Regions from separate parts of the Mus musculus genome. Here regions 2, 3 and 4 are each linked to region 1. A link is a loop called in an ENCODE intact Hi-C map of the cell type or tissue named here. Cell type or tissue: heart. All regions are shown on one strand. Region 1 holds the start of Dclre1c (DNA cross-link repair 1C). Region 2 holds the start of Suv39h2 (suppressor of variegation 3-9 2). Region 3 holds the start of Nmt2 (N-myristoyltransferase 2). Region 4 holds the start of Hspa14 (heat shock protein 14).

Evidence for each region. Peaks named below come from ENCODE experiments on the same cell type or tissue, not always from the same donor. Only the 100,000 strongest peaks of a DNase experiment are listed, where the experiment ranks them.
Region 2: it touches region 1 in a loop (4-fold over the local background); 9 of 42 quality-filtered maps call a loop at or near these places.
Region 3: it touches region 1 in a loop (2.7-fold over the local background); 4 of 42 quality-filtered maps call a loop at or near these places.
Region 4: it touches region 1 in a loop (5-fold over the local background); 9 of 42 quality-filtered maps call a loop at or near these places.

The regions. Positions count from the first base shown.
Region 1 is chr2:3,419,936-3,427,935 of GRCm38, reverse strand. It overlaps Dclre1c (DNA cross-link repair 1C), which reads right to left and starts at 3,805. Exons shown (of 14, transcript NM_146114.3): 1 at 3,610-3,805; 2 at 2,521-2,572. The coding sequence starts at 3,718. It also overlaps a transcript of Meig1 not described here. In heart, no CTCF peak of the experiment used is centred here; a DNase peak (open chromatin) is centred at 3,865; H3K4me3 peaks cover 1,618 bases; H3K27ac peaks cover 969 bases.
Region 2 is chr2:3,471,314-3,479,313 of GRCm38, reverse strand. It overlaps Suv39h2 (suppressor of variegation 3-9 2), which reads left to right and starts at 4,328. Exons shown (of 6, transcript NM_022724.4): 1 at 4,328-4,611; 2 at 6,667-6,812. The coding sequence starts at 4,368. It also overlaps a transcript of Dclre1c not described here. In heart, no CTCF peak of the experiment used is centred here; DNase peaks (open chromatin) are centred at 4,263 and 4,683; H3K4me3 peaks cover 2,554 bases; H3K27ac peaks cover 2,390 bases.
Region 3 is chr2:3,280,234-3,288,233 of GRCm38, reverse strand. It overlaps Nmt2 (N-myristoyltransferase 2), which reads right to left and starts at 4,022. Exons shown (of 14, transcript NM_008708.2): 1 at 3,828-4,022. The coding sequence starts at 3,937. In heart, a CTCF peak has its summit at 3,981 (motif pointing left); a DNase peak (open chromatin) is centred at 4,203; H3K4me3 peaks cover 3,381 bases; H3K27ac peaks cover 2,946 bases.
Region 4 is chr2:3,509,312-3,517,311 of GRCm38, reverse strand. It overlaps Hspa14 (heat shock protein 14), which reads left to right and starts at 4,498. Exons shown (of 14, transcript NM_015765.2): 1 at 4,498-4,678; 2 at 6,058-6,138; 3 at 6,215-6,297. The coding sequence starts at 4,622. It overlaps Cdnf (cerebral dopamine neurotrophic factor), which reads right to left and starts at 4,247. Exons shown (of 4, transcript NM_177647.4): 1 at 4,071-4,247. The coding sequence starts at 4,185. In heart, no CTCF peak of the experiment used is centred here; a DNase peak (open chromatin) is centred at 4,381; H3K4me3 peaks cover 2,298 bases; H3K27ac peaks cover 2,007 bases.

The sequences.
Region 1 (8,000 bases):
AAGTCTGATACACCCACACATTCCCCCAGGAACAGGAAGAGAGGACTTATATCCCCTCATGTGAACTGGGTAGATCTCTGTAAGTTCAGGATTTTTTTTTTTTTTTTTTTTTTTTTTTGGGTTTGAGACAGTGTAGCCCTGGCTGTTACTCTGTAGACCAGGCTGGCCTCTAACTCATAAAGATCTACCTGCTTCTGCCTCCCACATGCTGGGATGAAAGGCATGCGCTAGCACACCCAGCAGCTGTAGGATTTCTTCACCACAGAGTTTCTCTGTATGGCACTCTATCCTAGAACGCGCCCTGTAGACTAGGCTGGTCTCAAACTACCTATATCTCTGCCTTCTGACTGTTGGGATTAAAGGCATGAGCCACTGCCATCCCAGCGAATTGCAAGAGTCTTAAAGCTTGCTTAGGGGAATTTGCCTGCCTCCTGACTCTCTTGGGGTTTAGCTTGTATGTTTGTTTATTTCAATGCTGACTCACTATGTCACCCTAACTTGGAACTTGCTATGTAGACCAGGCTGGCTCCTAATGCACAGAGATGTGTCAGTGCATCTTTCTCGTGAGGACTTTCACTGAAAGCACATTCCTCCATGTCTGTCCCAGGACGAACAGTTTTAAAACCTAAATTCTCTATTAACAAAACCAACCGTCCCAGGTTAAAGAAACCTTTCAGAGACAGACAAGCTCAAGAAACCGGCTATTCTAGGCCTTGTTGCTGTTATGTGTGTCTTCCCAGGTTACAGAATTATCTTCAGATAATTTCAGTCTTGCCTGATGCTAGGCAGGCAGAAACAAGAAATTCCCACTATGCACTGTCATAATTCCCCAGAGAAACTGGAGGCTGGGTATCATTTGAAAACACTCTGTTACAAGGTAATGTGTCACACAGCAATAGAGTGGATGCATAGGCTCAGACCTGGTTAAAACCCTGGTCTCGCCACACCCTGCTTCTGTGACACTGGGCAACTAATTTAACCTGCCTGGCTTCTTTGTTTCCTCATCTGTAAATTAGAAGTAATAAGAACAGGTATTTTAAAAGTTACCAAGCAGTTCTAATGAGGACACCAGCTCCAAGTAGACAGCAGTAGAATTCTCGTAGGATCATTCTATCTAGGGTAAACATTAGAATGAAATAGTTGTTTTTTCCTATACCCAGGGTGGGCATCAGAATGAAGACTTGTTTCCTAGAAGTACTTTGACCTAGAAGAAATCACTGTAGAAAACAGTGATTGTTTTCTGTTATCTATAGTTATTATTCTGAAGGAAGTTTCCATCCTTTGCATGCCTGGAGTGTCTTGCATTATTGAATACTGCAAATAGTGCACCCTAAGGGTAAAAGCCGAAGGGCAGGATGATCTCCTTCACAAAACATCTACATTAGATTAGGGGCTTTGGTTGGAGGAACTTTTGTGTAGTAATCCGTAACGTGCTTCCGGTGAGGTTGTTTGACGTTCTGTTCATCAAGGCTGCTCCTCCCTGTTGTATCAGAGCCTGATTACACTCTGGAGTGACCCTCTTTGACTGACCCTTGACTCAAAACTCTGTCCGACAGTGAACTACTACATTCTCAACCTCTATCATGTCTGGCCCATCGCAGCAGCCATCGCTCACCACTGAGCCACCTCTCCGGCCTAGCATTCTTGCTAGCAGAACCACCATTTACACACATAAACATACTCTTACAAAAACAAAGGTACAGCCGGGTGTGGTGGTGCACGCCTTTAATCTCAGCACTCGGGAGGCAGAGGCAGGTGGATTTCTGAGTTCGAGGCCAGCCTGGTCTACAAAGTGAGCTCCAGGACAGCCAGGGCTATACAGAGAAACCCTGTCTCAAAAAACCAAACCAAACCAAACCAAACCAAACCAAACAAACAAACAAAAAAAACAAAGGTACATCAGCTAGCAACACAGACGGATCACAGAAATACAATAGTAAGAGCTAGACAGGGCTGGAGAAATAGCTCAAGTAGTTAAGATGGCTGCTCTTCCAGAAGGCCAAGGTTTAATTCCTAGCACTCATAGGACAGCTACACACAGGTAAACAAGCATACATGTAAAATAAAAAAATAAATAAACCTTTGAAAAATATTGAAGATGTCTTAATCTATCCAGTATATGATCCTGTTTATTTATTTTCATTTGTTTAAGACAAGTTCTCACTATGTAACTCAAGCTGGCCTTGAACTCACAAATCCTCCTGATTCCTCCATGTTGTGATTAGACCACCATATTAAGCCACCTGTTTATATTAAAATTCAAGAATATCCAAAGTTAGCTCATTGTGACAAAAACTCAAAATAGGAAATACTTCTTGGAGAAGAAGCAGGTAAGACTAGACAGGGGTCTGGGACATGGTAGTGTTCAACTTCTTATCTGTGTGGAAGCCACATAATGTTTATATAAGCTCATAAAGTTTATACAGGCTACCCTGCTAGGGTGTATGTCCTGTTCTGCCTAGGTGTTATCTCTCAGTTAAGATATCTACTTAAATACAAATAAGTAACAAAGCCAATTACCTGCATTCCAGCCTTCTTTTCAAGGAAGGAGCCCTTAATCCTTTCATGTGATCTACAAGGAAAAGAATTAGAAATCATAACCATGTTTTGTTTGATTTGGTTTTTTAGAGGATTTCTCTTCCCTGCAACAGCTGGGTTGTCTTTGTAAGCTTCCTACTGTGAGAAACTACCTAAGGCTCACCATTCTGAGCAAATAGATTCCCACAGGCCTTTGGCTCTTCTGCACATGACGAACCTTTCAGAGTAGGGAACAGGAACCACTAAAAAGGGTTAGACCCTGAGCTGATGAAAGCTATTCAAGTCCCACCTGGGTCAGGGGACATACGCAGGAAGATCAAGTGCGAGTATGAGAACCTGGGTGGGCTGATATGACTCCACCTAGGATACGTGAAGCTCTGCCCCACAACCTAAAATAAGTAAATAATAAAGAAGAAAAATGGGGGACACTTGGCCAAGCTTATCGACTGGTTGTACACACACACACACACACACACACACACCCAAGAGTATAGTGTGAGAAACATTTGTGTGTGTGTGGGGGGGGGGGGGTTAAAGGGAGCGAGGGAGGGAGGGAGAGGGAGGAGGAGAGACAGAGAGACAGAGATAGATGTACAGATCGATCTTGGGCTCTTGCCAAATATCTCCGGGATGTAGAACTTCTGAAACACGTGCCTGTGTGAGAGAGGGGCATTTCGCTCTTACCTAATGTCTTTGGGTGTAGACGTTCTGAAACGTGTTTTCCTTACTCGAGATAAACGAGAATTAGGGAAGTTTGGGCATGAGCTAATTAATTAAGCCTTACCAAACATACCCTCCGCTGGGACAGCAACCAGCACTTCTAACAGCTCTGCCTTACCACAGCGTCCAGGTCTGATTGCAACCGGAGCTGGGGTTAGGAGCTGGGGTTACAGAGGTGGTACAGACCAGGAGCTCAATAAAGCCAGAGGTTAAGCGCCAACTGGCATTAGGAGTGCTTCCCAGTGCCTCGCGGAGTCCCAGCCTGTCCTCCCCTCACCAGGTGCCGACCTCTGCCATTGCCTCTTCAGACCATAGCGCCCCTGAAATAGGTAACGAGAGGAGCTCACTCACCCTTGTGACAGTGCGAAAGGAAGTAGGCACGGGCTTTCAGGTTCTCCCTGTCGAAGCGGTCAATGGAGATGGTTGGATACTCCGCCATCTGTCCCTGGAAGGAGCTCATCGCACCCGGGAACACTAGACCCAAAGCCCACCTCGGAAACAGAAGCACACACTGACCCTGGGCGCCACTTCCGGGAACCTGCGCACCGCCTACCCATAGGCCGGCAGAGCTCAGCCACATCCAATCAAAGGACCCTTGAGGTAGGGGCGGAGCCAATGGGCATCCAATCCTGATCCAGCCTCCCAAGTCCCTTGGTTTAAATAACTGCACCAGCTGGGCACGGAGAAACAGCTGTGCGTAGTTTGTGGGTAGCACTGGCTGGTCATGGAAAGTCACGTTCCTGCCAGAAAGCAAGAAAAGACACCGAAGTGTTTGTTGCGCAATGCAGATCTGCCCGCATCTGTGGAGGAACCAAGGCAGGAAACGAAACACAACTGAGAATGGAGGCCAGAGAGCTTCCCTTTTCTTAACCATATTGCCTTGCATTTCCTCAGATCTAGTGAAGATCGAGTTCTTTTCACTTTTTTAAAAATCTTATCCCAATTTGTATTTTATAGGGTAACCACGAGGATTGGATGAGTCATTGCCTCTGACTCTTGGTTAGTAGATTCCATTGGTAGTTGCTCCCTCTTCTGTATTATATAAGCTAACTATATTTTGAAGGCTACAATTCAGACATAGATTCTTAGAGCAGGGGTGGGGGGAGTAAAGATTCCATTGATCTGCTGGCCTCCAGTAATCATTTAAGTTGTACTTTGAGGAAGTCAGAAGGATATATAAAGAGACAGAGGGAGAGGATGGGGGGCAGGGTGGGAAAGTGTGTAGTAATCATACTAAGATCCACCAAAGACTTTGTCAGTGGCATTTATTTTCTCCTTCCTAGCAAGTTCTCCTCAGATACTCAGCACTGTTGATCAACTGGAACCTCCAAACCCTGCTATGCAGAACACTTTGGCAAGCCTTGTGGAGGTAAACAGGAAAACTGAAAAGAAGCAGTGTCTGCAAAAACTGAGCGACTGGTTTTAGTACTGTGGGGAGATTAGAATGTTGCAGATCCAGAAGCGAATTATCGTATCTTGAGCTAGTTCTAGCCCTTGGGAATAGCCATCCCTTGTTTATCTCTGTTGGAATTAACATCTTGTGAGTAACAGATGAAAACCTTTTGGAATCTCCTAGTTTAGCAGACCACTATTTTCACCTAACCCAAAAATTAAGAACGTCATCAGATAGCATCTCGGGCCTATAGAAAAGCTTTCTCATCTTTGCTCTCCGATGTACACTAAATATGACCTGACTTAAGACTTTCTTCTATAAAACTGTGAAACTCTTTCCTTGTTGGAACATGGAATTTAGGATGACCCAAATCTCTGTTCCAGCCCCAAGGTTATTAAAAATGGCCCCAGAATAAACTCTCTTTTTCCCTTTAAGATGAGGTTTCTCGATCCACAGTGGTTACATGGCTAACTCTGATGTGCCATCCGAGTTCAGCACATTTGAAAAGCCACAAAAATGAAGAATATGACAAGAATATTTTCACAGAGGCAGAAGTGATCATGGGATGATGCCAGGAGTAAGCTCTGAGCAGAGGGGTCGGAATGCCAGGGTCAGAGAACATCTGGTTACTCTTGCAGTCATAATACCTGGTTCTATTCACATTCAGATATTCATAAGGAGGAAGCAGGGAAGTAGAGGGAAGTGTTCTGGATATACACACCAACTTATACATTCCACACAGTAGTACCGGTAAAGCCTTGGTTTTGTATAAGATGGTCTTTCCTAGACTACCGGAGGACAATTGCTGTGGATGGGTTGTCTCTACAGGACAATACATTCTGCACTGAGTCTGGTCGTCGACAGAATTTCTCAGAAGTTGGAGCTCCTTGAGAGGCAAGGCAAACTAAAATTCACTCTTACTTACTTGTTCGTTGCTTTTCTCGTTACGACGTACACAGTAGGAAACAGTTGTGAGAATCAAGTTGTCACTGTAAGCAACATGCATGCTTATATTCTTATGACTGAACTTTTTCCGTTCGAGACCCCTTTCCTTTGAGAAGTTTTACACAACACTGGACACATAAGTATATAAAACAGGCATGCAAATAAAAAGTTTGCTGGTAATAAGTCCTAAAGAGATCTATTTGAAAACAAGTCTTTGGTATACATATATTTAAAAACCAAATCAGTCTACTAATGGATGGGCAGGTCTGTTTCTTTTTACAGAAAGAATTAAATCTTGACAATATCTGGTGCTTCAGGATGCAGAATAACTTTAGCATTTTGTTTAGAGTCAATTGATACTAATTTTATAATCATCTGTGCAGAGACTATGGCCTTGCACAAATGAGACAACAAACAAAATGGCAGATGGATATTTACAACCATTTCAGAAATTGTTGAAAATTCTGTTCTATTTCCAAGTAAATTTGATTTTTTTTTTTGAGGTAGGGTTTCTCTATGTAGCCCTGGCTATCCTGGGCCTTGCTCTGCAGACCAGGTTGACCTCAGACTCTGAGATCTGCCTGCCTCTGCCTCCCGAGTACTGGACTCAAAAGCATGCACTACCATGCCCAGCAATTTTTTCTTTTTTATAAAGCTCAAATCAGCATCTAAAAGGATAATTTTGGAAATTGAACATTTCAACACAATACAACCCATCCATATATACTTACACGCTGAAGGATAATGGTAGGAAAATATTAAAAGTCTTTGCTTTCCATAATTAAGTCATTGTTTCTATGTAAGAAAAAAATGCATGTACAGCAAAAATAATTGGAGTTCTTGAATGTGAGGTACTTCAAGCAGTGTTTGTCAGTGTTGTGTGCCATGACAGCTTATGCAATGTGGAGTGTGTTTTGTGTTTAGAATTGAGCCTGGCAGGTGTGGTGGCACAAACCCTTTGTTCCCAGCACTGGGGAGACAGAGGCAGGTAGATCTCTGTGAGTTTGAAGCCAGGCTGGTTCACATATCAAGATCCCGGTCAGCCAGAGCTACATAGGGAGACCCATCACTAAACAACTACAGCAAACACTAGAACAGAGACTTCTGTGTTGTTTGATACAGACATACACTGTGGTATGATCTCCTCAGATTAATTATGTGTTTGCTTTTGAGTTCATTTTTGGCCATTTTGGGTTCAGAAATTGTTTACTCTCTTTACAAACTAAGACAGGGAGACAAGTCATGGAGGGTGAAGGGGAACTGCTAGGGTGTTTGGAGAGAATGAGAGGGAGAGGTGGGTGTGGCTATAATTGAAGGACATTGTTTAGGACTGGAGACACAGCTTGGTAGTTAAGACTTTGTACTGTTCTTGCAGAGAGACCACCTTCAGTTCTCATCACCTGCATCGGGTGGCTCAAAAATCACCTGTCTTTCTAGTCCCAGGGGATCCAACACCCCCGGCCTCCATGAGCATCTGTACACAGGTGCATATACTCACTGAGACATACACATGTATATGCATGTACAGACACAACACACACACACACACACACACACACACACACACACACACACAAAGAGAGAGACAGACAGACAGACAGAGAGACAGAGAGACAGAGACAGAGACAGACTTTTAAAAAAAAGTTACAACGTTTACATGCATGAAATCTGAATATAGGATTCTATGGAGGTTTCAGGTAAGGAACCAAAGAAGCCCACTGCCATACTCTAGGAAATCTGATGGTCAAAACTCATTTATTTGTTCAACAAGTAGTTATCTGCTCTCTACAATGTTACAGCTCCTGGGCAGAACACTAAGGCACAGTGTAAAGCAGTCAAAGAACCCTTGTTCACAGAATGACTACCCCGCATAATGTGTTGCCAGCACTTGGGGAGTTCCAGATGCTGTCTGAAGTGTCCTGTGTTTAGTATTTCTGTCTCACAGCAACCCAAGCAGACAGGCTCTTATTGTTCAGTTGTTACATTGTTATGTAAATTGCACAAGGTCTTCTCAGTAAACAGAGTCCAGACTTAAATTCAAGGCCTGTGTTCTGAAGTGCCTTCCTCGTAGCTACCTTGCTTTTCCTGCTCATAGTGGCAGCAGCGGCAATGTGATGGTGAAATATATTTCCTCACTTTGAGCATGCTGCATACACATTTGCATGCTAGGAGCTGTTCGGCTAGGTATGGCTGGTGCAAAGTGACCCAGGATTACCGAGGAAGACAACAAACCTATAAGAGTCATATGGAAATTTCAAGGCTTTACTGACCTTATAAACCTCTGAAGCTTTCGTTGTTTATTTTGTTTGTTTACTGTGAATAAAATAGAAAGCTATTACAGGGTCACAGCCCAAGCCCAAGACTGACATAATCTTACTTAGATTTTAAGTGTCTGGTGCTGACT
Region 2 (8,000 bases), 51 kb before region 1:
TTTACTTACTCAAGCCATATCCCCAGCCCATCAAATTATAAGTTTGCCAATGCATGACCCATGTAAAGGTGTGTAAAGGATATAACCAAATATAGAAATAGGAGAACCACAAGTCCTGGGATCATAACCAAGAGTCTCTTTTACGGGGATGCAGCTCCATCAATGAGGGCTCTACTTTTGTGACCCAGTTACCTCCAAAGGCTCCTTCCTAAGTATACATATTGAAAAGTGGAATTTTAACATGTGATTTAAGAGATGAGAGGATACAAGCATTCAATCGATATTTCATTATAGGTTGATAGCTTTGACATATGTAAAAATTCTTAAGTGCTAAAAGGAAAATCAAAACAGGTTATTTGGGAAAAAAAGTCAAGTTATCTAAAATGACAGTGAGTGAACATTATAATATCTATACCTGTCTTAGGGTTTCTATTGCTGCGATGAAACCTCATGACCAAAACAACTGGGGAAGAAAAGGGTTTATTTGGCTTACACTTCCACATCATTGTTCATCATCAAAAGAAGTCAGGACAGGACAAAAACTCAAACGAGGCAGGAACCTGGAGGTAGGAGATGGTGCAGAGGCCGTGGAGTGATGTTGCTTATTAGCTTGTTCAGCCTGCTTTCTTATAGATCTAAGGACCACGAGCATGGGATAGCACAACTTGCAAAGGGCTGGGCCCTTGCCCATCAGTCACATCATTGAGAAAATGTCCTACAGGCTTGCCTACAGACTGATCTTATGGAGTCATTTTCTTAATTGAGGCTCTGTCCTCTCAAATGACTCTAGCTGGTGTCAAGTTGACATAAAGCTATCCAGCACAATATCCAACAAATGCTACTCTTCATCTGCTTTAATTCATTATTACGTCATGAGCCTCACCACAGATCTGAGTAGCAACGCTGGGTAGAGAGTAATATGATGTATATTGTTTTTGTTTTCTAGTAGTGAAATAGATTTTAGAGTTTAAATTTTTCTGTGTTACATAGTCTCAGTTCTGAATAATTGGTGAATCTTTGTTTTGTTTTGTTTGTTTTGTTGAGACAGGATTTCTCTGTGTGTAGCCCTGGCTGTCCTGAAACTTGTTCTGTAGACCAGGCTGGCCTCACTCACAGAGATCCCCCTGTTTCTGTCTCCTGAGTGCTGAGGTTAAGGGTATGCAGCACTGACCACTTAGTGAATTTGAGACTAATATTCAGATTATTTTTTTGAACTTATATTTTTGTCAACTTAATATTTTAAGTATATTATATGCTTATTTAAATTCACTTTTTTTTTTTTTTGGCTTTTTCAAGATAGGGTTTCTCTGTATAAGCCCTGGCTGTCCTGGAACTCACTTTGTAGACCAGGCTGGCCTCGAACTCAGAAATCTGCCTGCCTCTGCCTCCCGAGTGCTGGGATTAAAGGAATGCGCCACTACCGCCCCACTAAATTCACATTTTTTAAAAAAAGATTTATTTATTTACTTATTAGATTTATTTATTTATTATATGTAAGTACACTGTAGCTGTCTTCAGACACCCCAGTAAAGGGCGTCAGATCTCATTACGGATGGTTGTGAGCCATCATGTGGTTGCTGGGATTTGAACTCAGGACCTTTGGAAGAGCAGTCAGTGCTCTTAACCGCTGAGCCATCTCTCCAGCCCTAAATTCACCTTTTTAATCTAGTGTGCAGTGTACTCTATTTCTCAGAGAACATTCAAGTTGGAAAAGACAGGCTCCGCAGTTCAATCACATTTTCAGCAATGGTCATGAAAATTGAGGCGTATCCTAATCTGTTCCTTCTACCCCAAAGAGCATGATGCCTGCCTGCACCCCCACCCCACCCCCCGCCAGCAACTTCTGATTTTCTTCTTCCAAATCAATCGATAGCTGATGTTTACCATGACCCTCGGTTGAATCTCAGGACCTTTACCTTCTTACAAATTCTTTTGACCAAGCAGTATGGCCTTGCCCTGCAGTCTAGGTTATTTAGGAAGCTGAGGCAGGAGGGTCATTTGAACCCAGGAATTCAGAAATAGCCTGGAAAACTTGAGGTGATCCTGTCCCTTAAAAAAGTAAAGTTGATAATCCAAAGAGCTTTTGTTTATAATATATACAACTTCTTAGACAGTTAAAGAGTTTTCAAGTTATTCAATAGATTTTTAAAATAATTTTATTTTGTTTTGTTTTGTTTTTTTGAGACAGGGTTTCTCTGTGTAGCCCTGGCTGTCCTGGAACTCACTCTGTAGACCAGGCTGTCCTTGAACTCAGAAATCCACCTGCCTCTGCCTCGCGAGTGCTGGGATTAAAGGCATGCGCCGCTATGCCCGGCTAAAATAACTTTAAAATGTAAAAAGTAATTGAGCACGTTCTTCATGGGAATAGCATCTTTATAAAAACTTTTGAAACAGAAGCTCTAGCAGGAAGTGTTTGGTATTGTGTATTCTTTTCAAGCCTCTTAACATCTTGCTTGACCAGGAGATAGCTATGTTTTAATATATACTTTCCTCTGTTAGGATATGATACATGTTGTATGAGTTCTGGAAAATTACAGTACATCCATGAGAAAAACCACAGAGATCAAATGACAGGGCATTCCTGGAATCCGGGAGAAAGTGCTTGGTGCCATTCAGCGAGGAGGACATGTTCTGAGAGGTGTGTTTTGTGCAGGTTAGTGTGTAAAGATCACAGAACACTTGCAGAGCTGCTAACCATGTCACCAGGAGACAAAGTTGTTACACAGGGAAGACTGGGGTTCTGTGTTCATGGGTTTCCTGAGAGGCTTCGGGCCTACTCTTCTACACTCTGAGAATAGAGAGTAGACACTGAGGAAGGTTGGAGTGGCTGGCTCTACTCTATGCCCTAGAATTAAGAAAAACAAGGGAGCCAGGCAGTGGTGGCACATACCTTTAATCCCAGCACTCGGAAGGCAGAGGCAGGTGGATTTCTGAGTTCGAGGCCAGCCCTGGTCTACAAAGTGAGTTCCAGGACAGCCAGGGCTACACAGAGAAACCCTGTCTAAAAAACAAACAAAAAAACACAGAGCCTTGGATCTATCAGACAACTGCTATTCCACCAAGCTATCCTCTGCTTCCAGCATCCTTTGCCAATTTTTAAAATAAAACTTAGCAAGACCAAAAATATTTGTAAGACTCTACCCTGACCGTTTTTTGACAAAAGCTTTTAAAGAAGAGCTAGAGAACAAAGCCAGACAGAATGCCTGAGTGGCCTCTGAAGAAGTAACATTTGAGTTAAATCTAGTCACGTGAGAGGGAGCAGCACATGAAGGGGAGTCAGTCAGTTCTTTGATCTAGACCGTGATTTCCAGTTTAAAGTGTTTATTGGGGGAGAAGGGAGCTTTGGCTAGCACCTGTAATTCCAGCTCACCAAAGTGGAAGCAAAAGGGTCAGGACTTGAACATGCTTCTCAGACAAAGCAAGTCTGAGGCTTGTTTCATTTTCTGTTTTAAAGTCTCCTTAGCTGGGTGGGAAGTGGCTGGAAGGGGAGCAATGGAGAGGTCAAGGCAGCTAGGCTGTTTTGGCTGAAGAGAAGACAGGCAGTATGTGCTTGTGAATAGCATTGACATGACTGGCTTACAGAATTGCCGATGGTCTTTTGTGTATAATGGTTCCTCTTACAAGTTTTCAGATTTACAGTGGTAAAACCGAGAACGACCTGACTCTCCCCAAGCATATATGGCTAAAACCTGCCCTCAGCTTAAGTCTGTTAATGTTAGTAAGTCCTTGTCCTAAGTGTACCTTTTACGTTTGCCTTAACTAAGAGGGTTCTTGGCGGGGTTGGTTGGATTCTCACAATTGTCAGGCTTTTCCTTTGAGTCCAGCTGCTACATGGCCACATCAACTCATCAGAATCTCTTTGAGTGGTTTAAACAGACAGCACCTCTCCAGGTGAACCCAACATGCAGTCAAATTTTAAGATCCTGAGTCCTGGTGGTGTGGAGTGAAAGGAAAAGTAGTGGGGCTTCGTTGGGTTGAAGTGCTGAGGAACAAGAGTGGGAAAGGAGCTACCTGCGCACACTAACCCCGCACAGCCTATTTTGCGTTTTGTGGCGGGCACGTCAGGTCTTTGTGAAGCGACTCAGGGGACCGCATGAAGAATCATGGCAAGCGACCTCCGAAGTCAAAGCGAGTAACAAGCCAGCGACGGGCAGGGCCAGTTTCCACGGAAGGCCCCGCCCCTTCCCGCCCCCACCGTGCGGCGCAGGCGCGGTAGCTACCACCGCAGGGGTCGGTCTCCGCTGACGTCAGAACGCCTCGCTCCTCTCAGCCTCCCCGCTCCGGAGTCCCTGGCGGGCCGGGGCGGGGCGTGTGGCCAGCTGAGTTCTTCGGGCTGACCGCGCCAGTTTGAATGAAAGCTCCGCAAGATGGCGGCGGCCAGGGCCAAGGCACGGGGCAGTGAGGCAGGAGCGCGGTGTCACCGGGCTCCAGGTCCGCCCCCGAGGCCCAAGGCCAGGCGAACGGCGAGACGCCGCCGCGCGGAGACCCTGACGGCGCGACGCTCGCGGCCGTCTGCGGGCGAGAGGCGCGCCGGCTCCCAGCGAGCGTGGTCCGGAGCTCCGCGGGCCGCGGTCTTTGGCGACGAGTGTGCACGAGGTGCCTTATTCAAGGGTGAGCAGGAAAGCACACGCGCTGCGGCGGTAGCGGTCGCCACCTCCGAGCCGGGGGTTGGGGGTGGTGGCGGGGCTGAGGTGCGGTGCTGGAGAAAGGGAATCCCCTGGTGCCTGCGTTCGAGCGGGTCTGGCCTCGCCGTGAAGCGCCTGCACACGCAGCCCTGAGCTCCGGGAAACTTTGGGGGGCCCGGCTGGAACTTGCAGGTTATTTCTGTGGATGCTGAAGCCGGGGCACGCAGTGCGCGTGCGTGCGCTCGAGTCGCGCGCCCTTTGAAAGTCTGGGTTGTGCAAAGCCTTCTGGAATGAAAAGGTTGTTCTCCAGCTCTTTCCTCCGCTCCACCCAGATGGTGACACTATTATTCCCGTAGGTAGCTCTTGCCTCCTTGAAGCGTGGTGGGGATGGGATGGTGGAATGGTTTTTATAAACGGGATGTTATAATCTAGACAATGAGGCGTTTTCCTCTCATCATTTTTGGCTGTGGGATTTTGTAAACCAAGTGTTGGCAATTTTTCTTTTTAACATTTCGAGATGCCCCCAAAATGTAGCATTTCTGTTGCGAGGGGCGGTGCATTGTAATTACACGTAACGCTTCGTTATGACGTTTTCATACGAATATATGTACGTTGATCCTCCGATTCAACACCACCCTCCATTATAGTGTTGTGTTTTCAGATTCTCAGCTAGGGGTAAAAATTGAAAAGATAAATAAAACAGCAAACAACTTGGTTACATAAACAAGAGGACTCTCCTTTGCAGATGATTAGCATAAGGAGATTAGCATTAAGACAAAACAGCCTTAAGATTTTTAGAAGCGATTTATGAGACGTTTTTTACAGCTTTCTTGTCTCCAAACCGCCACACCTAAGCAAATAAATGTATTCTGGCAAATTTGAAGGAAAGTCTTTTTGCAGGTGCCAGAAATATGAGTTGTTTGCAGTCACTGGAGTTCGGAAGCTATCCTCACTGGTTTCTGACAATGAAGTCCTTACTGGGAAGGATGAGGAAGGACTGCGGGGAAAATTTGAGCGGTTACGCTGTCCCTTCCTGGAAACTTACCTTAAAAAGGTTTTTGCCCACCACTTCGGAGAACTAAAGACAGCTTGATGAGTTAGAGATACATTTTCTTTGGTCACCTCTGTTCTCAACAAAACACACTTTTTTCCAGTGAATCCCATACACAAAAAGATTGGGACTTTCCCAAAGTTGTGTAGCTAGGTGACCCACCAACGGGTAGAGCAGAGGACTTTTGATCATCTTGTATTTATCCTGATAGTAGGGGTAGTGAAGTTTGTTACATTTTTCTAGACATCAGTTGTGTGATTATATTTTTAAATCCAGGATGTAATACAGTTCATTTCTGGCCTCCGTACGGGTATTGTTTAGTATGTCTGATTTTCAAGTCTGGCTTATGGAATATTTCCACCTTGTATTCTGTTTTGTAACTGCTGGCTTGAAAACTGTAGGAAACAAGTATTACAAAGCTCACTATGCTCTCCACTTAAAGTAGAATTCTCTGGCTTATGCATGATGAAAATACATTTTACCATGCACAAAATAAATGAAGCTAAAATCTCTCGACTTTTTACAAAATGGAAAAAGTAGGATATGGATTTCATATTTAAATTCTTATCATCTGACTAAAAGAAGTGAAGTTACTTTTAAGTTGTGGCCATTTTAGAATATCTTTTAGATATATTTCTAACAAAATGTCTTAGCTGTTTATTAGGAGAACAGTTTTATTCTGTGTAAAAAAATTTACTTCATTTTACCTTCGCATTTATATGTAACCCTAAGAAATTTTAGATGTGAAATATTTTAATTAGCCAAGCAAGAATTAGGCAATGTGGGTAAAAGTGGGATAGATGTCCACTGGAAAGTAAACCAATTTACCAAAACTAGTTCTTTATCCTATAACTTTTTCTTAAACACACATATGTAGCTTCTTGTTATATGTGTTTCTAGACTATAACATTGTCAGTTGAGAGGGTTTTAAGTTTTTGTTTCAGCCTAGTAGCTATTTTATTGGTAAAGAATTCTATTTTCTTATTGTAGCCTGGTGTGTGCCTTGCCTAGTTTCACTTGATACTCTCCAGGAATTATGTAGAAAAGAAAAGCTCACATGTAAATCGATTGGAATCACCAAAAGGAATCTAAACAATTATGAGGTGGAGTACTTGTGTGACTACAAGGTAGCAAAGGTAAGGCAATGTCCAGCCCCTTGGCAGAGACCTGTCCACACTGCAGTGTTTCATGTTTCTCTAACATAAAAAGAGCCTCAATATAAGTGAAGCTCTTCTTGTTTAACGTTGTAAGATATAGAGTTACTCGGTCAACACTGAGGGGATTCTGAACCGTCAAATGCTTTTGCATTAGAATATTTAGGGTGTTTATATCCTGCATCCAACTCTTGACTGTTTGCATATGGATTCCCAGAGCAAATTTGTTAGGCCTGATTGGTTTGTCCTGCAATTCGTGTTGTTCCTGAATCCTATTTCCTATCACTGGCAGGAACCCAGGTTTCAAGCCAGCTCTAGAATATTGAATGTCCTCTAGGAGAAGCAGCAAGCATCCTGCATTCTGTCTGACTCGGTGCCCTACAGGTGTGGTGTGATAGGATGGACTGACTTGTGTGATCATTTCAGTCCACTGTTTCATAGCTTACAATGTGAGCAAATTAGTTCTTCCAAGAATCTATTTTACCTAAATCCCATAGTTATAGTTTCCATAATCCATTTACTTGTAGCCTTCCTCTGAGAACTGGCCAGTAATCTAAGATCTTACAGATAAATAATCAGGAGTCCTACATAAATTATGTGATTTTTTTTTTTTTTTCATTTCTGCTGAGCTTAAGTGCATTTCATCCTTTGAAATGCTGTCTTCCTGTGGTAGCATTGCCTTCCCCAGCACAGAGATCTTGGTCTAGCATCTCTCCCAACACCCTCAGCATCCTGCTCGTAAGTAAAAGAGCCTAATCATGTGCCATCGTGGTTTACGAGCCCTAGACTGAGCAGTCCAGCTGAGAGTATCGTTTGATCATATGCATTAACTCCATTAAGCTGTGCCTGCTGGACCTGGTAGCCCTGGAATCCCAGCGACTAGCAAGGCTGAAATAGGAAGCTCATAAGTTCATGCCCATCTTGCGCAACTTAGGCTCCTTAAAACTTAGTTTTAAGAACGTTTTTAAAGGAAACTACAGCTCCGTGTTAGAGCCCAGCAAACATAAAGCTCCAATCATGCTTTCAGTCCACACGTGGAAAAAAGAAAAACAGCAAACCCCCAAATTTCTCCTGTTCTCATGTTGCTCAGTTCTACTGGACAGGGTTTTCCCTGTTGCTTTTTTCTTGTGCCTGGTTTTCCCAGTGTTTGTTACTATTTTGGTTCTTTCC
Region 3 (8,000 bases), 140 kb after region 1:
TAACAACAGTAACAGTAACAACAACAACAACCAGTAACAACTATTTTATGAATCAGTTATGCCACTCTTGGGAATATACCCAAAGAACTCTAAATCAATATAAAACCTTTTATTATTTTGTCTCAAGCTTTTTTTTTTAATTTTTTATTAGGTATTTAGCTCATTTACATTTCCAATGCTATACCAAAAGTCCCCCATACCCACCCACCCCCACTCCCCTACCTACCCACTCCCCCTTTTTGGCCCTGGCGTTCCCCTGTACTGGGGCATATAAATTTTGCGTGTCCAATGGGCCTCTTGTCTCAAGCTTTTTTTTTTTTTTTTTTTGAGACAATGCTGGCTATGACTTAAACGCAAGGTTTTCCTCAGCTTCCAAAGGCCAGGATTACAGCCACCACATTTAACTAAATTTTTTGTGGTATCAGGGATTAAATAAAGCCAGATAGATATGCATAGTGGGCAACTCCTCTACCAGGAAAGTACATTCCTGTACCACCTCCACCCCCAATTTCTGATTGCCACAAGGTGAGCAATCGTATTCCTTAAGTCATTCTATGCTGGGCTTCTGCCCCACCAGTCACAAAACTGAACTAACGGACCACAGCCAGAAAGCCCTGAAATTGTGTGTCCAAAAAAAAAAAAAAATCAATCTTTCATTCTTTAAACTGTTTTTCCCATGTAATTGTCACAGTGATTAAAAAGCTGATTTTCATAGGATGAAGCTAAGGAGTCCTCTAGGATGTAGTTTACAAGTGGAGAAAACATTCCTTAATAGGGCAAGAAGACCTTGGGTTTAAGTAGACTTAACATTGTGGCCATCTTCAACAGTTTTTCCAAATCCCTTCAGAAACTGAGAAGGCAGAACAAATCAAGACTGAGTAGAATAGTCCATATTAAAGACCCTGAATTACCTCTGCAGCCTCACACTGGGGTAGGCAAGTTCCTAGCAGAGTCATCCTGGAGACAACCTCTCCCCACTGCCACCCAGCAAAGGAATGATAGCTTCAGTCATTTGGACTTTTCATTGGCCTCAAAGTTTTCAAGTTTCCTCAAGCTCCACGAATCAGGTGGTAAGGCAAGTCACTGAAGGGATCTTTTTAGGAAATCCTCAATTATCTTACTTCTAATTGTCCATATTTTATTTGAAAATAATAAAACTACATTGTCTGAGCTATCATCTCACTACTTAAAACTGCCAATCTCCTTGTTCATCAATGCTTTGAGAATGCATGTAACTTTTAGAGTGGTATACTGCTACCATACTTGGGTGGACCAAAGAGTTGATGTACACACTTCCCATGACAAAGATGACACTCAAGTATTTTATAATACTTATGCTATTGCTTTAAATTAAACACAAAACCTCATCTTCTGTTTATGGGCATTCAATATTACCCATAAAATAAAATATAAAGCTAATGAAGAAAATTCTGCAAAAACAAAAGCATAGTGGTATCTCACTGTGTATTTTTCCTTTATTTGTATCTACAGTTTCAACACAGTAAGCTAGAATAACTCCTAGATGCATTATACTGAATGTTGGGTGTATATTAATCCTTTCAAGCCACAGGGGAGCTATTGAACAAATTACAGCTCCATGTACTGACCATGGCCTATTGGCTCAGAAGTAATACTTTGCCTATTAGAGGTAAAACATTATCTGTTCATTCTCCAGAGGCTCTTTATTTGTTGTTTATTTAAACTAGTGGAGAATGAAGAGGCCAAGTAAGGAAGGAAAAGTTTTCTATATTTTAACACTGATAAACTTTAGCTACTTAAAGAAAACTTGGGTTTCTATGGAGCACTATCAATTCATGAGCCAAATAAAACAGAACGACTTCCTTAAATTGTACTGTCTAAATTGAAATCAAAAGAGGAAAGCAGTTCAACAGAGCAGAACAGTTACTTCGGTTTTGCTAATCTCTCTATACTTTAATATATAACAATTACTCCATTATATTAATTTTTTAAACTATAAGTTATCATGTTGCCTACTCTTGGTTAAAACAGCCCAATCTACTGGGCAGCTCTAAATTTTGATTAAGCATCCTAATATATAATTAATGTGCTGATGTGTAATAAATCTGGAAACCTCTTAACTGGGCCCAAAATGCCTGTGGATGCTCTTATGGGAACTTCAAACAGCCTACCTATAGCAAGGCATCAAACAATTCCAGATCAGTGGTTGCAGAGAAGAGTATGTCTTTGTACCAAGGGTATCCTGGACTTTGTAAGGAAGGAAGCTTGATTTAAACCCCCACCCTAGCATACCAATCACACAGAACAATATAACTTGAAGAGAGATAAGTCCAGGGTCTCCCCAGAAAGATAACCTACGGGTGCTGAAGTTCCTTGAGTTATCTATCCACTGGCGTGCATATGGACCCACTTCTGGCAAGACGGCTAGTGTTTCAAAAATACACTCATATTTAGCTATCACAGGCAAATTTCTATTACTCATAAACAGAACTCAGGCTAAGATTTCTGAAGAATTGCCTCTCTGGGCTTAAAAAAAATCTAGACTTGAATGATAACATTCAGTACTTGCAGCTGCCACTGAACTGTTCGCTGAAAACCTTAAAAAGCAACATGCCAAAGGGAGATATATGTAGTCAGCTTTTCTTTTTTGACATTTGTCATTTAATATCTGATAACGTATTCAAGATCAATACAGCCTCCTTTCTTAAAGCTTAAAGTAAACGTTGAAATAAAATACAAATACTTTAAAGACTCTCCATGAACTGAATAAATAAGCCATCTGTGACTCAGGCTTCCCTATCGTGTTTTTAGGCTGACCCACTTCTCCAGTCACCATGGTTCGCAGAATCTCACTTCTAAGGGGCAGCAGTAACAGTCTGTGCCAGCGCATAGTTTGAATCCAACAGGGTAAAAGGCTGAGGCAAACAGCACCTACAAAGGGACACCGGTCTTTATTTAAAATGATCCTCCAAACCCCGCCTCTAAAACAGAACTTCAATACCAGCCTTAACCAGAAGCAGTCTTTTCTCGAAGAAAAAAAAATCAAGTCTGTAGGGGAGAAAAGAGGGCAGCATAGATTGAGAAACCGATCAAATGTTAAAGTACTTGGTGCATTTGGCTTTGGAGATCAGACACCAGTTTTGCAGGAGGGGCAAGGTCGGGGCCGCGGGAACTCCGTTCACCCGTCAGCTCTGCTCTAGAAAGCTCTGAGGGCACGCTCAGAGGCCGCAAAGCTGAACGCCCTCAGGCGTCGGCTGAGACCTGTCTCCCTCCCCCTCTCCCGGTCTCGGCGCCCCTTTCCCGGCCTGGGAGGCAGAACTTTGCGCAGTTCGTCGCCAGCAGCCGAGACCGCCAGAGGCGCATCCCTATCCCACCCCCACCGCCGGCTCTGCGGGTTTCCTCTCTACAGGGGGTTAGTGGCGGCTGGGGGGGGGGGGCGCGAAAGAACTAGAAGGATGCCAAGGCACAAGTGGAACGACTTGCATCTCCCTCGCCTCGCCGGTCCAAGACGCCGCCACCGCAAAGGGAAGGGCCTTGCGTCCTTGCTAAGTTCCCACCCGAACCACTCGCCGTGGTAGGGTGAGGCCAAGCCAGCGGGGGCGCGCGGCAGGTGACTGTCGCGTCGCGGGTTCCCGGGCCCGAGTCGCAGTCTCCCCGCCCACCTCAGCCCTCGCCCACCACTGCGTGCTCCCCGAGAGCTGGGAGACCTGCACCTCACAATGGTCTCGGGATGAGGACACCGCCAAACGGAGCCTCCGGTCTAGGGGCTCCCGCACGCCACGAGCGGGCGCGGGAGCCCTGAGGTGCGCGCGGTCCCCGCCCTGTCGCGCCCGCGCGCCACCTCCTACCCTTTGGCGTGTTCGGTCTCCTCCTCATTGTCTCCGTCTATTCCGCACGTGTCCTGGTCGTCCAGCTCTAGGCTCTGCTGGCTGGCCGCAGACTCGCTGTCCTCCGCCATCGCGGCGGCTCCGAACGGCTGGGGAGGCGGCGCTCCGAGCAGCAAGCAAGGCGCGACAGGGCGGGCGCGGCCGCAGCTCCCTCTAGTGCCGCCCACCCTCGGGCACCGAGTCTCGAGTCTGCGGCCCCGCCCACCCCCCGGTCACGCCCATCACAGCCGGCCCGGCCCCGCCCACTCCCTTGAGGCTCCCGCCTGTCTATGCAGTCCCGCCCGCCTCAGTCAGGGCGGGCCCCGCCCACATTGCGTGCCTACACCCGCCCACTTCATCAGTTCTCCCACTTAGGCAGTCGAGGCCCCGCCTACCTCGCCTTCCCACTTCCGCCTATTTTAGCGGGTGAAGACCGGCTCCTCTCGTGGTCCCGTTTCCGCCTGGGCTAGCGAGGCTCCGCCCACCTCGCCTTCCGCTTCGGCTCCACTCCGCCAGCACTGCCCCGCCCACCTCGCTCGCCCGCTCGGGCCTCCTCAGCGGGCACGGCCCCGCCCACCTCAGCCAGCAGAAGGGCGAAAGCACGAGGCCGGCCCTTCCTCAGTCTAAAGCTGTGAGGTGGGGCGGTGGGGGAATGGTGGAGCCGGAGCGGGAGCCGGAGGCCGAGGCTTTTGGGCTTGGGGCGTGGCCTGAATGAGGATGCGTTTGTGGCTCCAAGGCTAGACCTGGTCACTGCAGGCTGGATTGCAGGGCTGCGCGGCAGCCTTTGCGACCACTGCCTACAGATTCTATATGTCTGTGTGCCTCAGCGCTCTCGACTTCTGCAGGGATTTTTTTTTTCACTCAGGCCTGCGATTCCCTAAAGCTCTCCCTGCCTCCTCTTCCACATGTTCTTCAAAATTTTCCATTTCACATTTTAGTATCTAATGCTTATCGAGCCAAAGCTCCGCCCTCCCCACCTCCCCGCTGCAAGCAGCCTCAGAGTCCTCAACAGAAAATGACTGGAGTTGGTTTTTGTTTGGTTGACTGGGGTTTTTGTTTGTTTGGTTGGTTTTTTTCTTTTGCTTGCATGTTTTTGTCTAGATGGGTTCGGCTGAGAACAGAATGAACATTTTGTGAAACATGAAGACACCCAGATTAGGGGGATTGGGTCGTTTTAGGCAAGTCTGTCGGCTCTCTCCTAAGTGAAGGTCATGACCTAGACCACCAAGGAAACCTGTATGGGCAGTGTTGAAATCGTCCTCCATCAGGAAACAGGAGAGGAAGAAAGCCAAGCATGGTGGCCCATGCCTGTTATCCCAGCAGTCCTGGATGTAAAAAGTCCCGGAGGTCAAAATGAGGAGTTCTTTGAGGCCAGCATCCACTGCATACAGAGTTCAAGGACATCTTGAGCAACAACAGACTCCTCTCAGGGAAAATAAAGGACTGGGGGATAGAGGAAAGAGAATCTCCTGGGTGTACCAGATAAGGCAAAGGTGAAATCCATATTGCTGTTAAATACTTCCCACAGCAGGCACTCGGTTGCATTCCAGAGACAGGGATTTTTCAAAGATCCTGCCAGACCACCAGAAGACTGTGAGGCGGTTTTACAAAGGCAGTTGCTGAGAAAGTTACCCAAACTCTGTAACGAGGGGAAAACTCCCTAAAAGCCACCTGAAAATTTTAGTGTAAAGCAAATCTCCCCCCAAACACGCACACAAGTGCACACACACACACACACACATGACTATGTGGTTAACATGCAATGAGCTCGAATGACCTAGAGACAAAACTTGCAGAGCAATTTCAAAGCCCAACATTTGTCTGACCTTCTTGGAGGAAGTGTAAGTGGGACCCAAAGATGGAGAAAATGCACTTCTGTGCTTAACAATTGCAACTATTTCTCAGACAAGGTCAAATGTGGCCTCTAGGTTCAGACTTTAGGATAAAGGCAGGCAGAGATGACTAAGGTTCCTGACCCTCATCTTCATAAACTGAATATAGCTGAATAATTAACCTGTCAACAGAGACCTAACCAGGAGGTATGAAGTCAGTCATTTTAACCTGTCAGAGGGCTTGGTGGCAAGACAATAGAGACTGGGGAAATCAATATCAAGATTAACATATAAAGGAAGCCAATAGGCAAAGAAAACATGGAAGCCTTCCCTCCCACCCCCTACCCTCAGTCCACATAGCACAGAATAGAAAAACACATTATAAGCACATTGTATTCAAATGTGTGAGAGACTGGTGCTTTCTGAATGTCCTGTGAAGGTTCCTGTGTCTTATGGCATAGTCTTTTGAGGCCCTTCCCTCAGCCCACTAACCCACTCTGTTTCTCAGGAGTGCCATTTCTTTCTTAGTAAAGTAACTATTTCTAACCGTGTGTTCCCCAGTGCAGTTTCTTATCCTGAGACACAAGAGTCAGGTGCTCTCTGAGCTCAGAGCAACCCATGTCTATAACATGTTCAAGCATTTTTCAAACTCCCAAGGCAAAGGAAATACAGCACACATTTATTTATTTTAACTTTCAACAAACATTACCTAAGAAACCAAAAAAAAAAAAAAAATCAAGAAAGCAAATAATTCTGGAGAAATTGAAGAGAGGACATTAGAATTCAGTAAACATCAGAAAATAATGACAAGCAGGGAACATTGTTCTGCAGAATGCAAAGGAACAGGGCCAGACATTTGCACAGTGTTAGATTGAAGCCTTATATAATCCAAATGCTTCTCTGCAGAATATTAATCTTTTACAGGAGAGAGAAGTTTGTGGCCAGCCCCGGAGGAGTCCTAAATTCTATCATCATGTGCAGAAACTCACCTCGCCTCCAAAGGGCTTTCTGTCTCTCTCTGGCTTCATCCAGGAGTCAGAGCCAAGTGGCAGTGTCGGGAAGATGAAATCCAAGTTGAGGGGAAAACACTTGTGCAGAGTGTTTGCCAGTGTGTTAAAAGTGTCCCGTGGGACTTTCTCCTTCTGCTTGGCTTATCTTTTTATGGAATACAAGTACAAGATTGTGTTGTTGATCTTGTTCACTTCTTTTTAAAGTATATATATATATATATATATATATATATATTTTTTTTTTTTGGTTTTTCGAGACAGGGTTTCTCTGTATAGCCCTGGCTGTCCTGGAACTCACTCTGTAGACCAGGCTGGCCTCGAACTCAGAAATTCACCTGCCTCTGCCTCCCGAGTGCTGGGATTAAAGGCATGCGCCACCACGCCCGGCTTAAAGTATATTTTTAAGCGTCATAAAATATGCAGTGTAGAACTTACTGTCAAACATTTTGTAAGCATATAGGTTGGTTTCATTTCACACCACCAATACGTAGAACATTTCCCCTTGCTGAACTACACCTCTATACCCATTAAGCAACTCCTTGGTTACATCTTCTGGTCAGACTGTGGGAAATACCGGTCTACTTTTGTGTATGTAAATCTGACTACTGTAGAAAGTCATATAAACTCTTCACCTTTTTTTTTTAAGATTGATTTATTTCACATAATATAATGGTCTCAACATCCTTTATGTTAAAGCATGTGTTGGCGCTTCCTTTCCTTTGAAAGCTAAATACTATTCCATTGCCTGTATGTGTTATGAGTCCATTCATCAGTGGGCATTGAATTTTTTTCCATTCTTTGGGTACTATGAAAGCAAGACCTTGCTTTCAGTTCTGGTGAACAATTCAAACAGAAGTAAAGTGGCTGAATCATATGCTATTTAAGTTTTTGAGAAACAGACAATGGTGTCTATACACGGCTGCTCTGTGTCCATTCCTGTGAATACACAAGGGTTCTTACTTATCTGTAAGACTTGTCTGGAGACTCCAATGCTTGTCCCTCCTACTACACTTCTTTCCTTTCTTTTGTCCAACAACAGCAGTCCGACTGGGTGGGGATGACATAATTCAATATAACCAGGGACACATAGCATGCTTAGATATAAAGCACATTTTAAAGCCAATAATAAATATTATGTTTCCATGTTTGTGTGTGCAAATGTACATATAGGTATGTCTGTGTGTTTGGAGGCCAGAGAACAACCTTGGGTCTCATTCCTCAGGTGCAATCCATCAGTATTTTTGTTTTTGTTTATGGTTTTGTTTTGTTTTGTCTTGTTTTTTAAACTGGCTTGAAATTCAACCATGTAGGCT
Region 4 (8,000 bases), 89 kb before region 1:
ACCAAACAGAGACACATACATAAATAAAGGTAAGTCTGCAAACTAGAGTTCTAAAATGAAACAGTGTACCTGCATATGGCCCTTACTATGAGTGGAGCCTGTTGACTTAGGAGCTGAGCTGGGGGAGCCAACATGAAGGCCGAGAGGATAGTTCACACTGAGGAAGTCACTATAGACTGCAATCATTTACAGACTATATGAATTTTTTGGAAAAAATAGCTTATTTCTTCCATGATAAATAAACTTTAGATTACTATAAGTTTTCCACCATATAAATTGTTTAATTTAAAAAAACTGTTTGCCTGTCTTGTTATGACACTTAGCTCGAAACACAAACATACTGCAGTGCACCTTTCTTCTTTAAACCTTTATTCTTTAGGTCACTTATCTATTTACTTTTAAAACTTGATTGTAAAAGAACTAAGGCACAAAAACATGCGTTAGCCGAAGCCCACACAGGATCCAGATGACGGTACCACTGCCCCCCACCTTGTCCCACTATGACCCTTTCAGAGGCAACAGCACACATGGATTGGGCTTGTGTAGTAAAATTCCTTTTTTTCTGGGATACTTGGGTTGTTTGTTTATTTTTGCTTTGAGACAGGATCTCCCTGTGGAGAACAGGCTGGCCTCGAACCCACAGAGATCAGCCTGCCTCTGCCTCCTGAGTGATAGGATTAAAGGTCTGAAGCAAATCCCTCCCTTCCAGAATATTTTCTCAAGTGCCTGCCTGAGGCTAGTTGACACTTTACCTTTTCAATTAAGAAGAATCCAAGCAATGATTGTTGAAGGTAAACAGTAAATACTGTGCTCTACATGTTATATTGCTGTCATTCATAAGACCGGCCATTTCCTGGGTCTGTTGGATCCAGACCAACACAAACGATTGATTAGAAACAGGGAATTCAATATCATTGAGCAGTAGAATGTTTTCATAATCCCATAGAACCATGTTAGTGCACATGGTCCATCATTGACTGAAATGTTGATGAGACACATAACTATAAATCTGAGAATTAGGATGCGGCCCAGGATGGTATGTAAATGTGTAATTCATCATATTCAAGCAATAGTCAGACGATGAGACCACAGAACAAAGGGAGCTGGAGGAAGAGCAGGCCTGGGGACCACCTTCAGGAAACGCCAACGTTTAGAGGTGGAGAATGTGAGACAGAATGAGAAAAGGACTCGTAGGAACAGCCAGTGAGGTAGGACAAGATAAAGGCCCAGTGTTCTCCCCAGAGGCAATGACAATAAACAACAACAACAAAACAAACAAAAACCCATCTAACTGATCACCAGTGTTATGAGCCACCAATAGAATGAAAAATGTCTTCTGACGTATCTTTTACTCATCTTAATTATCAAATACATTAAGTCTACAAAGAAGACACCTGCTGTCATGATCACTGTTGTGAGCAGGAATTCATCAGTCTCTAAGCAATCTCCCATCTTGTCTTCCTATAAGAGAGATCCAGTCTTGCAAAGGTCTCATATCTCTTCCCCAGCATATCCTCATTTGATTTCTAAACATCTCTGCCATTCTGACAAGGAATCATCAATCCAAATGAGGAAACTCAAGAACTCTAACTTTTGTTTTTAAAGATGGACATTTGTCTCACCAAAACATGCATGAAATTTTGCCACAGTGCATATGTATCCTTTATCAGTACTCTGCCTGTTGAGTATAATAACAGAGTTTTAAATCCATGGGATGAGAGACATCATCTAGAGAGACTTTTTAAAAGTACATAGCTGCGTGGTGTGTAGTGAAATGATTTTTTGAATCTTCTGAGAAACCGTGGGGGAGGGGGAGACACTACCTGGTGGAAACTGGAAAAACATTAAATCCAGGAGAACCTGACAACCCTCCCAGAGATGGGGCAAGCTACAGGATGGAAAGACACCAAGACAAGGCAGTAGACCTGGGGAAAAAGAAAGGTAGAGAATCCATAGGAAGGTAGAGTCAATAGACAAGCAATTGGCCAGCAGAAAGAAAGAAAGAAAGAAAGAAAGAAAGAAAGAAAGAAAGAAAGAAAGAAAGAAAGGAAGGAAGGAAGGAAGGAAGGAAGGAAGGAAGGAAGGAAGGAAGGAAGGAAGGAAGGAAGAGGAAATACAGAACAAACCAGTTAATTTTGTTAACCTCATAACCTCATAGCATAGGAATAAGTTCCATTTGAGGATTACTTTTTAACTACATCACGTTTTTTGAATACTTAGTCACTCCATAATCACCTGACAGAAAATATGTCCGGAACTCTGGGGAGAAGGTGGCTTGGATACAGAGATGTAGAATTTACTGGACAGTCAGGCAGATTGATTTTTTTTTGCACTGTATGCAGACTGATAATAAATACAGAGGGCATGACACAGAAAAATTCCAACAACTAAGCCATGGCTAGGCCAAGCATTGATGGCACGCATCTTTAATCCCCACACTGGGGAGGCAGAGGCAGGCAGATCTCTCTGTGAGCTTGAAGACAGTGTGCTTCATAGTGAGTTACAAGCCATTTAGGGCTACATAGTGAGACCCTGTATCAAAAGGAAGGAAGGGAGGGAGGGAGGGAGGGAGGGAGGGAGGGAGGGAGGGAGGGAGGAAGAAAGGAAGAAACAAAAAACAGAAGCCAGCCATAGCCAAAGGTTGAGAAGCACATGAACAAATCTGGAAAATGTTTGCCGTGATGGAGGCAAAGACAGAGCAGCGGCAATGTCAAAGTCATCAAGGCAGGGACTTCAGGAAAGAAAAAATTCTAATACTGTCGGGAGTCACAGAGAAACCCAAGTTCAACCCTTGGATGTCCTTGGATTAGTCTCTGATAACCTCAGCACAGATGATGGAGCTAGTAACTTAAGGGTCCCCATTTGTGTGCATTGGTGTGATGTCAAATGTGTGTGTTACATTGTTGTTATTTAAGGTTCAGGGTTTTCTTTGTTGTTTTGTTTTGTTTAAGGTTTATTTATTTTATATATGTGAGTACACTGTCACTGTCCTCAGCCACACCAGAAGAGGGCATCAGACCCCATTACAGATTGTGAGCCACCATGTAGTTGCTGGGAATTGCACTCAGGACCTCTGGAAAAGCAGTCAGTGCTCTTAACCACTGAGCCATCTCTCCAGCCCTTTTTTGTTTATTAAAGTAGTTTCATACATCAATCTATAATGATTTCAAAATAGTTTGAAGTTCTATAATAAAATCCTGCTTGCCCAAGATGAGATCTTTAACTGAAATTATAACTGTTAAACCAGTATCTTTAGCTACAGAAATTTTAAATAACATCTAAACTTATTTTAAATTTCTAGAGGAAGGTTTGATAATTGCTGATAGAAAGCTGGACTCCAACTACTATTAATACTATTTACTTACAATAAGACTCAACTGCCCATTCCACATGAATCTTGTCTCCATTTTCTGTTCAGTACATCTGCTCTCAAGATGAGAAGATATATGTTTACATCACTTCAATAAAACAAGAAGTGCTACAGTGGTCCCAAAGGGACTATCAAAACTGTTCATCTTGGCTCTTGTTAACAGTCCTCTACAAAATACACTGTTTTTTTGTTTTGTTTTGTTTTTACAAAACCTAGGTACTATAACACCCTCAAAACCAGGTGGGATGGTGGAATTGAAGGTATGATCGCCAAGTCCACAGAAGAAAACAGGCGTCTATTTTATCGTTCTCTAGGAATTAATGTGCTCCTTTGTAAAGCAGCTTGTCTATAAAGTCCTAGTCAGCCGTACCCTTGTCTTTGATTTCAGCAACCCTAACGTATTGCCATGTTTTATTTACCTCCTAGGAATGGCAATTAGTTTGAACCTCAAAACATGTCTTCTGAGCAGAGAAGCAAGTCTCCTCGGTTAGGAGCAACAAAATCAAGTTGGCAGCGGAGACCATTTGCACAAAATCTAATACGAATCCTATTTCACTCCTTTTTCTGCGCCACCTTAATAATGACAGCAAAAGCAGAAGGGTGAAATGTTATTTACAGCTTGGGCCGGGAGAAGCTGCTTAGGCAATTGCTAGGCTGAGCGCGGTGTCGCCGCCATGCAAGCAGGTCACACACCGCTCACCTTCACAGTCAGCCCTCGGCCCCACACCGGCCTCCAGGCCCTGCGCCAGCACAGGGTTCGAGATACAAAACCCGGCGCAAAAGGTCACCAGAGCAGTTGGACTGATGCACCGCATGCTGAGCCTGGGACCCGGAACTACCCACACCTTCCTTACTGTAGTGGGGGCTGCCTCGTGAAGCCGGAAAGAGGCAGGAAACAAGTGACGCAATCTCACCAGGCGTTCCCATTGGCTCTGATGAACGGCGCTCAGGAGAGGGAGGAGCTAATGACCCTCTTCCGGGCCTTTCCGGCTTGAGCTTGAGCAGACCGGCGTTTACGCCGGGCTCCCAAGGAGCGCGGAGTGATGCGCTAAAACTATTGGCTAACCGTTCTGATGAAAGGCGGCATCCTTATGTTGATTGGCTGCGACTTGGGAGGCCGGCGCAGCAGACCGGACGCAGTAGGCGGGCGGGAACGTGAAGTCTCCGCAGTGCCTGATGGGCTTGTTCCGAGGAAGCTAGCTGAAGCTGCTGAAGGGTCCTTCGTTGAGCTGCCGTGGTCTCCGCCGCCTTATGGCGGCGATCGGCGTGCACCTGGGCTGCACATCAGCCTGTGTGGCTGTCTACAAGGTGAGCCTGGGAAGCTGTCTCCGGGTTCCGTGGCGGCCACCCTGTTTTCTGGGCTCCGGGTCATCGGCCCGGGAACCGTGCGTGCAAGCAAGTGGCAATGTTGCGGGTTCTCGGCTCTCCCTCCAAGGCCAAGCACGCTGTGTGGAGGGTGGATACAGAGAGCCGGATCTTGGATACTCCAGGGTATCCTGGACGTCTTGGCTGTTTGAGGAGTTTTAGGGACGAAAAGGCCTCAAGCATGCAGGGTGCACTTAGGAGACCGGGCCATAGGATGCCCAGAAGAGTTCAAAAGACGTCAGGGCTCCAGGATGCCTGGAGTCCTCGGGGCGGGGGACATCGTTCTTGTAAAGACGCCTAGAACAAACCTGGATGTCAGGACCCCCTGGATGCTAGAGAAGTCCTAGTGACAACTGACCGCAGAGTCCCTAAGAGGTCACGGTGACGTCACTGGTTCGGGGTTCCCGGAGGTGGGAGGTATTTGAATTTCTGAGCAACCAGAGCACTGTGTAACTGCCCTCGAGAGAAGGGTTCCTAGTTAAGAACTGACTCTTGCTGTACACACTTGATTCTAGAACTGAGAACTTAACAAGGAACTATAGCTTTTTCCTCCTCAATATCGATGGAGAAGGAACAATGTTAAGGAATTTAACCGATGCTATCTTCGGTTTTAAGTCTCATTCGATTTATCAGGAAAGTCCCAGGGGAGTAGCTACTTCGTTTGTAGGGAAGCAGGTGGAAAAGCTGTATTTGTGGGAGAGTCGTGTAATCATGCTTGCTAGGTATAGAATGTTGTATACATTTGATCCAGCTTACTGCACAGATCTAAACGGGAAAATGCATGGGCTAGAAGAAGCCTTTTATTAAACTATAAGAAACAAATAGTGGCAGTTAAAAGACCAGTTTATGAGGGACAATCTAAGAAAGAGAGACACTGCCAACCTAGTAAGGTTTTGCAAGGTGGAGTAGTCTGAGGACTGAACTCGGGTAGCCTTGTGCTTTTATTGATTGTTACGAAAAAAAGGCCTTTTGGCAAGTCAATTACTGAATACCAGAATGTCTTCTCTGATCTCGTTGTCTGAAGGACCCATTGCCTAAGCAATTATCAACCATTGCAAAAATTCCTGGTTTGCCAAGAATGTCTTGCTACTGAGGTTATGCAATTCCTCAGTTTGAAATTCCCAAAGGAAGAGCAACCCCATAAGTCCCATCACTGATTATTTACAGAAGATGACTTTAAGGCCTGAATGGGTGTCACTCAGGCACCTGAGTGAATGCCAGATACAATGGCATTTCTAAAATTCCATTACAATCTGCAGGTATATTCAATGAGATTGTGCATTCCAGTGTGAGAGAACTAACCCTCTCACATCTTTCCTTAGGATGGCCGGGCCGATGTGGTTGCAAATGATGCAGGGGATAGAGTCACACCAGCCATTGTTGCTTACTCGGAACGTGAACAGGTACGGTCGAGTACTCTCATCGGTGGTTCTTGAAAATAATGCAGAGTCTTGTTGTTAATGTGCAGTTCTTTTTCAGGTGGTTGGACTGGCAGCAAAACAAAGTAGAATAAGACATGTTTCAAGCACAGTAGTGAAAGTGAAACAGATCCTTGGCAGAAGGTATGGCATAAAGTACTTTAAGGTATGGTAGCCAAACATTCAAACCATGCTTGCACATTCTGGGCAGAATGCTAAGGAAACGAGAGACACTCCAGACTGTTTAATGGCGGTTACTTTAGGGAGAGCCCCAGGGGGGTTGTTCAGAAGTTTGCTTCTTGCTGACAGGTCTCATAGTATTAGTGAATGCCAGCACTCACTTCTAGTCATTTATGCCAGTCACAAGTGGTTCTTTGGCCTTTTGCATTCTTGTATCTCCTTGAACTGAGTGAACTAGAATTATTTTGTTGGAATTGGATGATTTCTCTGCATGGTGGTTGAGTTTTGTAAAATCTCTTATCACTGGTCATAATTTCTTCAGCTACTATTGATTTTCCTCCTTGGCCCTTTGTGACACTTTCTGGGAACTAACTTTTCCAGTTGACTCACAAATGTAATCGCTGGAGAAACAGTTTAATTAATATCTTAAGAAGCAGGTCAGTTATCTGTTATGACTTTAATTAGAAGATTCCAGAGGCTTGCTTCCCCAGACTTCCGTCTGTTCGAATCATAGATTATCCTAATAAGTAGGGCCCTTTCATTTCCTCTGGAGTGTGGTGCTTGGCGATGTTTGAGTGTTTTCACATCTATGATGCTATTGAATCCTCTCCATCCCCATAAAAACTGGTTGGCCAGGTATCAGGAGGTCAAGGCACCCGGAATTTGTGACTTTCCCAAATTACAGTGGTGAATTAGATAAGCCTGCAGGTGGGGACTTCTAATCCTTAGCTCCCTCTGCCTTTTCTTCTTCATTTAAGTAGGATGTAAATATTAGGCATTTCTTTGTATTGAATTTAAAACTTGGGGATTGTTAATTAGATTGAATATTTCATTTACATAGGCATGTTTATTTCATGAGCTCTTGACTGCTTACACTAAACTTGATATCACTCTATTAAAGAATGAATTCAGATGTTTTTGTGTGATTATAATCCTATATTCATTAATGTTGGTAGGTGTTATTAAGCGTATTAAAATGTACTGGTAAGCATATTAAAAATAAATTGGCAGCCAGGCGTGGTGGTGCGCGCCTTTAATCCCAGCACTCGGGAGGCAGAGGCAGGTGGATTTCTGAGTTCGAGGCCAGCCTGGTCTACAGAGTGAGTTCCAGGACAGCCAGGGCTACACAGAGAAACCCTGTCTTAAAAAAAACAAAACAAAACAAAAAATTGGCATAAAATGTTTTTGAATTGTAAGTGGGGGTATATGAAAGATCTCAAAGCCAGAGTCATTGAGGAGCCAGGAATTGTTAAGTAACCTTCCCCCTTTGGAGATAATTTTCGTTTCCTGTGAGAGAATGAAGGTGACCAGTATATTATTAGATTCACCGTTTCTGTCAGTGATATTGTCCTACAAGACTATAGTTGAGCATCGCAACCAGAACACTAATGTTGATTCAGTCAAGACAGAGAGCCTTTCTGTAGGATCCTCTCGAAGCCAGTAGTGTTTGGATTTGTTTCCTTTATGCCTCCAGAACTGTCACTTTTCAGATTATGTACTTTGTATCAGCAGACCAGCTTAAGCTTGCTTTTCTGGCCTTGAAGGTTAAATCCTTTTAGTAAGAATGCAGCAGTGAGTCCAATGGGTAACACACAGGCACACCACACTAAATGGATGCAGCCAGTAAAAGGCCAGTGCCATTCAGACAGACCCAAGGCCATGGCTCT